2 separate regions of the Homo sapiens genome follow, and region 2 is linked to region 1. Evidence: chromatin contacts called from ENCODE Hi-C or POLR2A ChIA-PET data. All regions are on one chromosome and are shown on one strand. The core of a region is the stretch at or near the end of the contact, and the rest is flanking DNA. Distances in the headings are between cores, read along the strand shown.

Region 1 (6,797 bases), core at 2,262-4,761:
CTTGGCTCACTGCAACTCTCCCTCCCAGGTTCAAGCGATTCTCCTGCCTCAGCCTCCTGAGTAGCTGAGACTACAGGTGTGCACCACCGTGCCCGGGTAATTTTGTATTTTTAGTAGAGATGGGATTTCACCGTGTTGGCTGGGCTGGTCTCGATCTCCTGACCTCAGGTGATCCGCCACCTTAGCCTCCCAAAGTACTGGGATTACAGGCGTGAGCCAGTGCACCCAGCCCCGACTTCTAATTTATAATTTAGGTTTGAAAAATGGATCACATTTGTCTTCTCCTGCCACAGATCCCCTGTCTTAGTAAGACATCTGGTGAACTGGTTTCTTTATGGTTCCTATAGAAGTGAAGGTTTATCTTGCTTATCAATCAGCCCCTTCCTCCCAGCACCCCATCCTTTATTCCCCTCTAAGAGGTGGTCCTTCACATGAATCCCAAGCCCTTTGTTGTGCCCTACTACCCGGAAACACATTTTTTTTCCAACTATCTGCTTTATCTAGTTTCCTGAAATTTCATATTGTGCCTGATCTTGGATTGACACACTCCCTTCCGCCTGTGTGAATTTCAGGCTGCTCTGACACTCACTGTGATTGGAGCCTTTCCTGTGTCCTGCCACCACAGTGTCTAAGGACACTATTGCCACGTAGCACCTGAGGCTACTGCTGCTGCCTGTGGCCGAGATCTGTTCTCCAGCAAGAGACCCCCCCCACCCACTAGCCATTGTCCGCCCAGTCTTCATGAAGTTAGCTTTTCCATACCAAGGTATCTGGACATGTAACAAGATCACCTGGAAGGCCTTGTTGTGTGTTGACAGGATTGTGTCGACTTCCCTGAGGAACTCTCTCCTATAATTGGAAAAGCGTGCACTGATTGTCTAATGATTTTTAATTTAGGAATTATGTATATGTTTAATCAATTACCTGTGCTAGTTAATTATGCTTTCAGAGGAGAGTAGTAATCACTTCAGTATTTAAAGTTCTCTGAGTTGAATTCATTTTGTTGGGTTCTTATTTCTCTTTTTGTCTATTCATGTTTATTAATCGAAGTCACTTGCGGTGATGCATTGCGCCTGTATCACAGTGATTCTCAGCCCGTGTAGGAGGGGATGACTTTGCCCTCCAAGGAACTTTTGGCAATGTCTGGGAACATTTCTGGGTGCCACAAATGGGGGTGCTGCTGGCATCTAGTGGGTGGAGGTCAGGGATGCATGGGGCAGACCCCACTGCAAAGAATTATACAGGCCAAAATTCCAATAGTGCAGAGGCTGGGAAACTGCTTTGATCATAAAGGATAATTAATCAAATCATTTGGTGCCTCATAGTAACTTCGCGTTGTTGAGGGACATGTAAAGTTTCATAAACCTACAAGTTACTCTGCATGGTTGCTCATGAATTGGTGTGTTGTGAATCGGCAGCTCTCCCCACCTTTTCCTCATGGAAATTCAGCCAATCTCTTTGCTTCCTTGTGCACAAAATGAACTACAGCCAGTGGAATTCATCAGACACACAGGCTTAGTTATGCTCTGATTTTCAATCCCTTCCTCGTCTCCCTGCAATCCTATGAATGGCAGCCACATTCTGCTGTCTGCAGTCACCCTAGTGACTCAGTGGGCCCGTCACTGACCCCGTATGCTTCTTCAAACCTTTTCAGTCTCTAGAAGTTTCCCTTCTCCCCTCCAATACTTATCTGCTCACTTTTGTGCTATTATCACATATCTCCTTATTATCATTGTATCTCCTTTGGCAGGATATGCCCTCTTTTCCTAAATGAAGCTGCCACAATACTGTGCATGCCCATGTTTCATTGCAAAATTTAGTATTTAGTTTGTGTTTAAGGATCATCATTTCAATTCATAAAAGATAACAATTCTAGTTTATTGTAATGAGTGCATGACTTACTTTATTTGGAACAAGGAGACACTGCTTAACTCCCGATTTGTGTTGACCTCAATAGGTTTACCTGAAGAAGATGGATACTCACGGTTGTCTATAAGTGGCACAGGGACTTCGACATTTCAAAGACACAGGGACAGTCACACCACTCAGGTAATGATGTCTGTCTGTTCACATGTGCAGTGACAAATGGAATTAAGTTATGACAAGGCATTCATTAACTTGTTACCAATAGATGCTCTGTGTGGACTGGAGGGCTCAGCTGTTCTCACCTCTGCCCTGCACTCCTTCAGCTGAATGGTCTTCTCTCTCCACCTCAGCTGACTGCAATTTTCTGCTTGTTTCCAAAATAAGGAATAATGTCCAAAACAACTAAAACATAATAGTTTTAAATGAAATATTGTAGATTTAATTTATATTGTGGTACTTTAAAATTATTCTCGGGTGAAGATGATATTAAATCTGCTGAATGAAGTTGCTATGCATTTGACCTTGGCTAAAATAGGATGACTCTTAGTGACCACACCTGGGAATAAAATGCTTGAACCACCTGTGGTTTCATGGCATGCATCTTATCTCAGTTATGACATTCATTTCCATGTAATTCACATTCATTTAAAATATGACATATGATGAGAACATGGTAAAATCAAAATGAGATTGCAGTCCACAAAACTGTTTGGAGGTGCATTACTGATTGCATGTAAATGTTTTATGTGTCTCTTCCTAACAATTTCACCAAAATAAACAAGATTATCACTTCAAGAAGAAGAAAAAAAGAACCCATTTGTGCTTCTAGAAAGTGAAAGAATTTATATTATAGAATGTACTGTTTTATTTTCCTTTTATGTTGAATTTTAAAATATACTTTAAATAATTGTCTTTAAAATATATAATGTTGCATTCAAGGTGATGCACAAACCACCCATTAGAGAGACTTTGTTATCAATATATTAACAGACTATTGCTTTAGCAACAGGATTCTCATTTTATCTAAAGTTACAGCACAATTTTTATGTCAAACATCTACATAAAAGTCTAAAATAACCTCAGCCAAGTATCCAGATGTTTCCACGAAATCAACTATACAGCTAATGATCAGCTTTCCTTGGAATATTTAGCATTATAGAGGCATGGCCATATTATCAGCTGAGATTTTTCTAAATAACACTGATGAGGTAGTGAGAAAAATCAATAGTTTGAATCTTAAGAATAAATCTTACAGTAGGCAATCTTCTGAAATCACTTGCACTGATATCCAGGCACTGAAATAGAAAGAAAATGCTGATTGGTTGCAATAATAGATTGTCCTAATCTTCCCTCTATTCCTTAGAGATGCATCTACTTTACCTTGTAAGCATCACAGATGCTTCCTCTGAGATCATGCACAGGGGAACCTCCTGGTCATGAACACTGGTTTGATTTTTGTATTGGAGGCCTGACTCCTGTACATTACAACACAACGCTGGGCCATCTGACATCCTTTCCAGGCCTGCCCCCTGTACATTACAACACAATGCTAGGCCATCTGACATCCTTTCCAGGCCTGCCCCTGCAATGTGGTTCTTAGACAAAGGGAGTCATTTGAAAGACGGTGTATATAGTAGGGTGCTTTGTGACTTTTCCTCTGTGTTTGGCTAAGAATCAAAGAGAGATGAGAAAGGTCATCGGGAATCATTTTCCATTCTCAGATTTCAAAGAGGCCTTGTTTTCAAATGCAGACATCCCTGATGAGGCAGGAACTGCCAGTCATCTTGGGGCACATTCTTTTTCTCAAGGAAACTGAAAACCATGCTTATTTTCTTCCATGCAAATTGTGGGCACTCACGTGATGAGACAGATTCCTTACTGGTGAGAAGCTGTAAGAGTTATGTGAAACTATGTGTTGAATGGCTTTCAGAATTTATTGCTCATGTGACATTTATACAAGAAGTATGGACACATGCAGGGAACCAGCTTTTTAGCTTTTCTACTAATGCAATTAAATAGAAATTCTATAAAATCCAGTCCTGGACAGATTGGGCACGTAGCAGTAAAATTAAATGGTGACCAAAAATGAAATTTCTCTTTAAGGATGTCTATATTTTCATTAGCCTCATCAGCAGTTTTAATAAACTCCCTTCAAGGAAGATAAAATGTCTGGGCGTTATGGTAGATAAAGAAAAGAGAAAATAGAGTCAGTGATTTGCCAAAGATCATATGGAAAATTCACTGAGTCCACAGTTTGAATGGAAATCAAGATCATATGTTCCGTTTCTGAGAATGAACTTATCATAACCCATTAAAAGAAATGCAGGAGTCATTCAACTGTTTCATAAAATTTATTTATTTATTTATTTTATTTTATTTTTTTTTTTGAGACAGAGTTTAACTCTTGTTGCCCAGGCTGGAGTGCAATGGGATGATCTCAGCTCACTGCAACCTCCACCTCCCGGTTCAAGTGATTCTCCTATCTCAGCCTCCCAAGTAGCTGGGATTACAGGTGTGCACCACCACACCCAGCTAATTTTGTATTTTTAGTAGAGATGGAGTTTCATCATGTTGGTCAGGCTGGTCTCAAACTCCTGACCTCAGTGATCCGTCCGCCTCGGCCTCCCAAAGTGCTGGGATTACAGGCGGGAGCCACTGCACCTGGCCTGTTTCATAAAACATAAAGAATTTTTGGTTCAAAAATAAAAGTCTTCAGTAGCCATAATGGACATTTGTGATTTGGCTTTTTCCTGCCAGTCTCACATTTCAGTTTCGCACCTACCACGATGAAAATACAAGGGAAGGGACTCCCTCTTCCTCCCCTGCTTTGACAGCTGGACAAACACATGTAAGATGGGCTCAGTTAACCTACCTACGATGGATGCAGAGTGAGGGACATATAATGGAAGGGACAACAATTGACCTGGCTCCATGGGGTGACATTGGGCAGTAGTGGCTCCATGCAGCACCAGCAGAAGAATATTAGTCGGAGAAGAACTTTGCTCAGAGCACGCCAGCCATCAGCCCCTGAATCCACCTCACCCACTCGCCAGACCTTTTTGTCGAAGTTCATGTCCTTCCTTAGCCTTCCAATGAAGCCTCTACCTGCCTGAGATGTCCAAGGTTAGTTTTCTTTGCTTAGAAATCAGAATTTTGACTAATATACACATTTAATTTTATTGTTACTATCTATAAAGTTTTACATCCAAACAAGTATTTTTTTCACTAAGTGTACAAACTCTTCATTTGTTCTCAAAATAGATGCAAAACATTTTCTGATAGGGCTGGAGCCTTAATATACGGTGGTTGTTTATGTAAAAAAAATATAGAAAATATAGTTGATGTTGTACTGCATTATAACTTTATTAATTTGAAAACTATAATGGCTTTATATAAAAGTAGTGAAAATTAATTTTACATAAAATGTTTGAAACTAGCAAAAGCTGGGACATTTGCTGCGCTGTGCATGGGGCTGTGTTCCTTTGCACTTCCCAAGCACTGGGCATGAATAAAACTGGCTGTGAGATACGACATCATGGAATTCCACACACTGGCCCTTGAGGGAGCTTTGTGGCAGTTCCCAGGACTCAAATCTAGAATTTCGTAGGTTATAGTATTTTATAGTAGCTTTGGAATTAAACAGCATTTATGAAAAGAATATGACATTTATCTACTTACCATTTTATGAGATTTTACTTTTTTTAAAAGTTTATGCTATTTGGCGTGATGCAATCCTTTAGAAGTAACTCGGTGGTGAGAAGCTAAGCGGCGGTGGGGGGGAATGCTGACAGCATCAGCCAGCCAAGAATGACTTCTTCGCATTTTTTGCCATGATGGCAATCCTCTGCCGACTCAGAGGGCCAGGTAACCTGACACAGGAAGCCCACGATTTATAAATAGAGCAAAAGCATGAAAGTCACAGGGAGGTGGGAGGATGGCCTGAAGGCAGAATGATGGCAGAAGGGGACGCAGAAACAAAAATGCTTGGTACTTGCCCTTGGCATAAAAATTTCTAGTTACACATCTGTTTAGGGGTCCACACTTGACATTGAGAAATGAGCTGTTTAATTGTTTCATTAAGCATAGGCTATCTCTATTTATGTTACTATTTTAACTCTACCACCTTTTCTTCATGCCTTATTCTTCTTCTCAGCAGTCTGCTCTCCACAGTAATATCATGTGCTTTATGTTCTTTTATTTTCATTATGGGCATTTATCATATTTCTTGCCAAGTTTTTAAAAATATTCTTTTGTTTTTGTAAAGAACATAAAAAGTTATTATGCATATTGATCATATTCAGGTATTCATCGTAAGAAACCATTCATGGTCTTTGATAAACTAATGGCAATCTGGGACCCAAGATCTTAATAAATATCCAGCTCACTCCTGCCATAGCTGCCGATGAAAGCCATAATAAGATCAATATGCAATTGATTCACATCAAAAAGCAAATTGTTATGTGGTTTGCTTTACTGAATGATCAAATAAACCTTTTTGTAATGTCATATAAAAACAAAGTTAAGAGTTGCAGAGCACTAAATAAATCCAATGCCTTCTTTCTATATTCATTGTATTTGTTATATAGACTGAAATATATTATAGCATGGAATTAAAACAAATTGTGTGTTAGATAAAATAATGAAATGTGGAAATATTTAGTTTAATCATTAAACGATAATTCTAAAGATATGTCAGGGAACGTAAGTAAGATAACCCTTTCAAAAGGAAACATATATAAATATATATTTTATATAACCATATATGAGCTACAAAGAGAAGGAGATCTAGCACACAAAGCTCTTTCACACAGCCAAGGTTCAGGGAATCCGTACTCACCACTCGTGACTTACAGATTATGTGCAAAAAATGAAGGTAGTAAATTAAGTTGATGTGTGAAATGGCAGCATTTTCAACAGGGAAAGGTCATGTC
Region 2 (6,797 bases), core at 2,295-4,794, 200 kb after region 1:
TATTCAGAAGTGACAGTATCGGTATTGGCAAAATAATATTTTAGTACAGGATAGAAATGCTTTCAATGATCCTTTCAGAAGTGCAATCAATCTTTATTATTCACAGATCCTGTATCTGCAAACTTGCCTCCTCATTAAAATGTATTTGTAGCCCCCAAGTCAATACTCATCGTGCTTTCAAGGTCATTCACGGACATGTGCAGAGTGGCCAAAATTCGAGTCAGCAGCTGAGGCTGAACAAGGCGACATTTTGCCTTCTTGTTTCAGCTCTCATAATGTAAACAAGTGTCCTTCTTTTGGTCCATTTAGGGGCACATTGTCCACTTCTGTGATTTTTATTGATGATCTTGCTATTTAAAATGGCTCCCAAGCTAGTGCAAAAGTGTTGTCGAATGTGTCTAAATGCAGGAAGGCTGTGATGTGTCCGAGACAGAAAATACACCTGTTAGAGAGGCTTCATTCAGGCACCAGTTAGAATGCTACTGCCTGTGACTTCAGCGTTGATGAATAACAATATATATTAAACAAGGTGTCTTTAAACAGAAACACACATAAAACAAGTCTACATGTTGATCAGCTGACAAAAATATTGTGACCAGAGTCTTGAAGGAAACGAACTCTGGCTTTCCCCTAGAAGAAATGCTTCAGTATTTGCTAATTCTGGGTTTGTGTTGCCTTTATAAAACATAACTACGCCTAATAATAAGAATCATTTATACTATAAAACTTTTGATCAATTATGTATATATTGTCAACTCCGTCTACTTTTATATATTTTAAACTCTCTTTCTGCAAAATATGACTACAACTGGCTTTTCAGTAAAGACAATACTATCTAAAATATCATTTCTTCATTTTATTTTGTTGGACTATTGAGTTTAGGTACAGTAAAAGGGTGAGAATGTTTTTGTTTCATTTTGCTTAACCTCCCTCATCAAATTGGTGAGGTCTTTGGGATTGAGAATAAATAAATGCATACATACATGCATACATAATATTATTCACTTTTGTTTCTAAGTGCAAGGAAATATAGGTTAAATTAAAGTCATATGTTCATTTATTCCAGTTAAGACTAAAACTGGAAAAACCATAAATTAATGAAAAGTAACTGAGCAAAAACGATTGTTTGTGGAGATTATTGCATCAGAGAGCTAAACTAGTAAACTGAGGTGGGGAAGTTTAGAAAGAATTTATTGCAGAATGTTGATGATAAAGAGAGGATTAGGAAACTTAAAACCAAGTCTATGTTTAATTACAGATTTCAAGTCTTTTAGATATTTTAGCTCAAACCCCTAATTCCTCTCAAGGCAAAGTATTGGTGTTTACTGTTCTTGATGGCTGATTTTAGCAATTCTTCAAAGAATGAAGGAAAATGTGTGGGTGCCCAGCAAGTTGGAATTCATGTGTGTTCCATAATCTTTGTCATGTTTTCCCAATGATGACTCGAACCACATGCTTTTTAAATTCCATCTGGTTAGAGAAATTAAGAGCAGAGACTTTCTCCATTATTTCAGTTCCCCAACTGGAGAAAAACAGAGCATTATTGTTCAAAAGAGTGAGTTTTTCTAACTGACTTACCAAGGAGAATATTCATATTGTTTAACAAGTTCTCAAAATGCATGAGAATCTTGAGATTTTTGAGATTCTGACTCAGCCAGCCGTTCTCGTTTTTGTTCTTGTTTTTGTTGTCTTCTCTAAAATGTTCATAAAAACTTCCTGTCTAGAAGGCACGTTTGTGTGAGATTCCAGATTGCTTGGGTGGCTGTGGTAAGAACTGAATGTGGGCTTTAAAGTATTCCTATGCAACCAGAAGAATGCAGTCTTTGTTCAACATTTCCCTCTGTAAATCAAAAACCGCTCCCTGTCCCAGGAAAAGGCACCCCTCTTTAGGTACATAATATCCTTTTTTCTGCCCCCAAAAGCCCATAACATCTGACTCTGCTCTTCACTCCCTGCAGCTCTTCCCCATCCCTTGGCCTAAGCAACCCCAATGCAAACTCCTGTAAGTTTGCTGAGACAAACAGGGCGGTGCCTGAGTCAGCTAAAGGTTCCGTTCACTGCTAAAAAGTATAGGCTGGTGGCTCACACCTGTAATCCCAGCATTTTGCGAGGCCGAGGCGGGTGGATAACGAGGTCAAGAGATCGAGACCATCCTGGCCAATATGGTGAAACCCCATCTCTACTAAAAATACAAAAATTACCTGGGTGTGGTGGTGCACACCTGTAGTCTCAGCTACTTAGGAGGCTGAGGCAGAAGAATCACTTGGACCCAAGAGGCGGAGGTTGCAGTCAGCCAAGATTGCGCCACTGCACTCCAGCCTGGTGACAGAGTGAGACTCTAAATATATATATATATATATATATATATATATATATACACACACACACACATACACATATATATATACACATATATATATACACATATATATATACACATATATATATACACATATATATATACACACATATATATATACACATATATATATACACATATATATACACACACACACACACACACACACACACACACACACATATATATATATATATATATATATATATGGTGGGTTATCACCATGGACTGTGGAGTAGAGCTGTGAAAAATGAACATCTTTTCATATTTCTGTGAGACCAGAAAGAAAAAAGAGTGGAGAAGATGATTGTTAACAAAACGTGACTAAAAGTGGAGAGCTGAGCAAAGAATCCATTAGAAAGGAGAAAATACAAGAAAAAGGATATTAAGGAAGAGAAGAATTGTAAGAGAGGTTGAAGAATCAGAAAGCCAGGCTCAACACTGTTCCACTTAAGTCACGTGGCCTCAGCATCACTGTTGCTAAAGAAAAAATGACAGTACCTATCTCATAGGATGGTTGGGAGGATTGGGTAGATGATGGTGGGAAGTACCTATCTCATAGGATGGTTGGGAGGATTGGGTAGATGATGGTGGGAAGTACCTATCTCATAGGATGGTTGGGAGGATTGGGTAGATGATGGTGGGAAGTACCTATCTCATAGGATGGTTGGGAGGATTGGGTAGATGATGGTGGGAAGTACCTATCTCATAGGATGGTTGGGAGGATTGGGTAGATGATGGTGGGAAGTACCTATCTCATAGGATGGTTGGGAGGATTGGGTAGATGATGGTGGGAAGTACCTGTCTCATAGGATGGTTGGGAGGATTGGGTAGATGGTGGGAAGTACCTGTCTCATAGGATGGTTGGGAGGATTGGGTAGATGATGGTGGGAAGTACCTGTCTCATAGGATGGTTGGGAGGATTGGGTAGATGATGGTGGGAAGTACCTGTCTCATAGGATGGTTGGGAGGATTGGGTAGATGATGGTGGGAAGTACCTATCTCATAGGATGGTTGGGAGGACTGGGTAGATGATGGTGGGAAGTACCTGTCTCATAGGATGAGTCTTACTGCAGACCCTGGAATGCACCCATTTCTCACCTGGGCAGTAACAGGGGGGCAGCCCTCCCTGCTGGAGCATACAATGCAGGACATCACATTCCAAAGATATGTTAGAAAACCCCAGGCGATTTCAGGGAGAAGTGACTCATATACTGAAAGGAAACAGAACTGTGGCAGTGGGAAATGAGACCCAGAATGCATAGCCTAATAATGAAGCAAGAAGTTAGACCACACACATTTTATACAACCCAAAGGCATGAAACCTAGACCAATGGGTGTCAATTCTAGGCAGGTAGATTCTAGCTAGAGATAAAACAAAACAAAAACAAACAAATAAGTACAACTACAGCAAGGACCTTGGGGGCTAAACTCAACTCTCTAAATGTGTAAGCGATCTGTTATCAGAGCTAGTAAATTCACCATTCAGGGATTAAGATAAGCAGTTTAAATAATTTGCAAGGAAGAGGTAGAGGCAATTGAAGCCTTGGATACAGCTTGGAGTATTATTATTTCCTTGTAGCACATATCGGCATAGAGTAGACCTGAGACTTTTTCCCTTTTGATGGAAGCCTGACCTGGGCCTCGGAGGTGCCTGCTGCCATTTGCAGACTCCAGTCCATGTGAGGATTTGTCTTGTTAAAGCAAACTGAAGATGGCCTGAGAAGGACTCCTACCTCTATATTTGAGTCCTCATGACGGAACAGTAACCTAGCTTAATAGGCAGACAAGATTGAAAACCAAACATAATAGTATGCACCTGTAACAATAGCTGAGTGTTGGCCAATCCCAGCGGCTATACTTCAACCACTCACAGACTGCTGAGTGTTCAAACTGTCTTCAAATAAGGCAAATGCCAAGGTGCAACCAAACTCACAGTTTCTGTACCTCACTGCCAATTCCTGTACGTCACTTTACTTTTTTTGTCTATGAATTTGTTCTGACCACAAGGCACTGCTGGAGTCTCTCCACATCTGTTGTGATTCTGGAGGCTGCCTGATTCGTGAATCATTTCTTTTTTTTTTTTCTCAATTAAACTCTATCAAATTTAACTTGTCTGAAGTTTTCTTTTCTGTTCTGTTTTTTTTTTTTTTTTTTCTTTGAGACAGAGTTTCACTCTCTCACTCAGGCTGGAATGCAATGTTGCAATCTCGGCTCACTGCAACCTCTGCCTCCCAGGTTCAAGTGATTCTCCTGCCTCAGCCTCCTAAGTAGCTGGGACTAAAGGTACCAGGTGCCAGGTTTATTTTTACTAGAGAGGGGGTTTCACCATGTTGGCCAGGCTGGTCTTGAACTCCTGACCTCAGGTGATCCGCCCACCTCGGCCTCCTAAAGTGCTGGAATTACAAGCGTGAGCCACCACACCCAGCTTTTGAAGTTTTCTAACAAGTCTGCAATGCCTCTGCTGTGCTAGCACCATGCACATCCTCAAGGCAGAATGAAAAGACACTGTCTCTCTTCTCACAAAATAAACTTTTATATGGATTCCTTTGTGGCCTCATAGGAAGTTTTAAAACTCCTGCGGGGAATAGATGATCCAAATCAATAGCATTCCTTCAGTTCCTGGGAGTGTTTAATGACACAATACAGGAGGACCAGATATCTTCCTGATGCGGACGCCCACAAACCCAAGGCAGCCTGAACTATTCAGGCCAGGGGAAGTGGGGGCCTCATGGTCTCATTCGGGGTGAGCAATTGCTATGAGTTGGCCAAGTTCCCAGGATGCTGGGGAACCACACAGGGTATAATGGTGGTTGGCAGCTCCTGTACTCTCTTTACTGCTCTGGACCCTGTAACTGTTGCAAATACACAGATCACACGCACCGCCTCGGTCAAGGACCAGAGTGGGCTCCTCTAATGTATGTGGCCTTCTGCGTTCCCTGGCTCAGCTTCCCTGGGTCAGATCTCCCCAGAATGGTTGCTTGGTTTTTACTTGGCTTTATAAGGTATGTCACAGGGGATTTTATAGAAACCAAAATTCTATTAATTTGTCCTTTTCTTTTTCCTGGCTATAAGTGTTGTCTCTATTATAAATAATGATTACTAAGAATTTGTTAGTGACACTGAAAATGCGCACACTCTATGTTAAGGGAAATAACCCTGATGTAAACTTGGAAGTTGTATGTACAGTGTTGGGAGAATTGAGTGAAAAATAATGACTGCAAACAAATTAGATAGCGTAATACCAGACACATACGGTTTAATAAAGACCAACTCTTATTATCTTACCATTTCCTAGCCATAAACATTCTTCCATATTTGAATTGGCTGTTGCTGCTATTAATTCTGGCTAAGACACGTTTCACATCCTCCTGTGGTTATAATGATGCCAGCGCCTCACCCATAGTGTTAACGCATTTCTTGCTGGCCCCGCAAGGGAAGAGACAGAGGCTCAGCCTGGGATAAACTGTGTACATCGTGGAAAGTAGCGTAAATTAAAGGCCAGCTAAAGGTGGATTAGTGCTTGTGTTTTGCCTTCCTCGTAGCATCTCAGCGTTAAGAGTAAGACATGCGGTAAACAGCGCTTCTTCAAATCATAAGAAGCAACGATGTCACAGAAAAATTCATTGACTTGGTGGAGGGAGAAAAGAGCTCATACTGTTACAGGAATCATTTTTTTTCTCTTATGGAGCCTTAATAAATATGAATTTAAGAGACACAATATCTGTTTAAAAATTAATCGCTTTGGTGGAATACTACTCAGCAATGACAGGGAATGAATGTTTGCCACCAAAACATGAATGGATCTTAAAATAATTCTGTGGGGAAAAAGCAGCCAGGCAAAAACGACCATGCATGACATTACTCCATTTATATATAATTCCAGAACATGCAAAGTAATCAGTGGTGACAGAAAGCTGAACAGTAGTTGCCTGGGGAAGGGGTTGAGCAGAGGCAGGGCAGGAGAGATTACAAAGGGGTGAGAGGAACAGCTGGGGGACTGGGTTATGCATTTCCTTCAGTGCAGAAGGGCCTATTGGTGTGCACATATGCCAAAGCTTATCCACTTGCACACCCTAGTTATGTGCCATTTATTATACGTGATTCATATTTCAATCAACCTGTTAAAGAGTAAATCTATATTTTTCTTCTCATAGAGTGGGTTGGGTGTCGACATACACTCATGGTTTGAATATTTCTCCAAATATTCAAAATATTTTGCCAAATTAGCCTCACAGATGGTTAGTTATCCCCAAACTCAGAGAGTTGTATATATTAAATATATACAGCTTTCCATGTCAATCAAACCTCGATGAAACGGTTTAAAAATAGTTTACCAAACCTAAAATCTTGCCAAGATTTTTTCCTACCACTTCACTTTCAGATCAGAGTGAATTTTCTCCTACTTCTCCTTGTGCCCTTTCATGGGTTCACGTCA

Evidence for each region. Hi-C counts contacts between places; a loop is a spot of excess contacts on that map. ChIA-PET counts read pairs that join two places held with the same protein, here RNA polymerase II (POLR2A).
Region 2: a loop to region 1 is called in a map of chondrocyte, with 2.9 times the contacts of the local background. The contact joins two enhancer-like sites. A Hi-C loop is called at or near these places in 1 of 168 maps with a recorded cell type or tissue (chondrocyte). POLR2A ChIA-PET finds 5 or more read pairs at or near these places in 1 of 52 experiments (RWPE1).

Annotation. Positions count from the first base shown.
Region 1 is chr13:109,177,585-109,184,381 of GRCh38, forward strand. MYO16 (myosin XVI) reads left to right here. Exons shown (of 35, transcript NM_001198950.3): 34 at 1,958-2,049. LOC124903207 (a long non-coding RNA gene) reads right to left here. Exons shown (of 2, transcript XR_007063864.1): 2 at 4,205-6,797. Among named protein-coding and RNA genes, the nearest start is that of MYO16-AS1, 14 kb to the left of the region's middle. Within about 2 kb of position 3,512, at least 2 of the 41 ENCODE cell types and tissues checked have a DNase peak (open chromatin) inside an H3K27ac peak, as active enhancers do.
Region 2 is chr13:109,380,312-109,387,108 of GRCh38, forward strand. No RefSeq gene overlaps it. Among named protein-coding and RNA genes, the nearest start is that of LINC00399, 17 kb to the right of the region's middle. Within about 2 kb of position 3,545, at least 3 of the 41 ENCODE cell types and tissues checked have a DNase peak (open chromatin) inside an H3K27ac peak, as active enhancers do.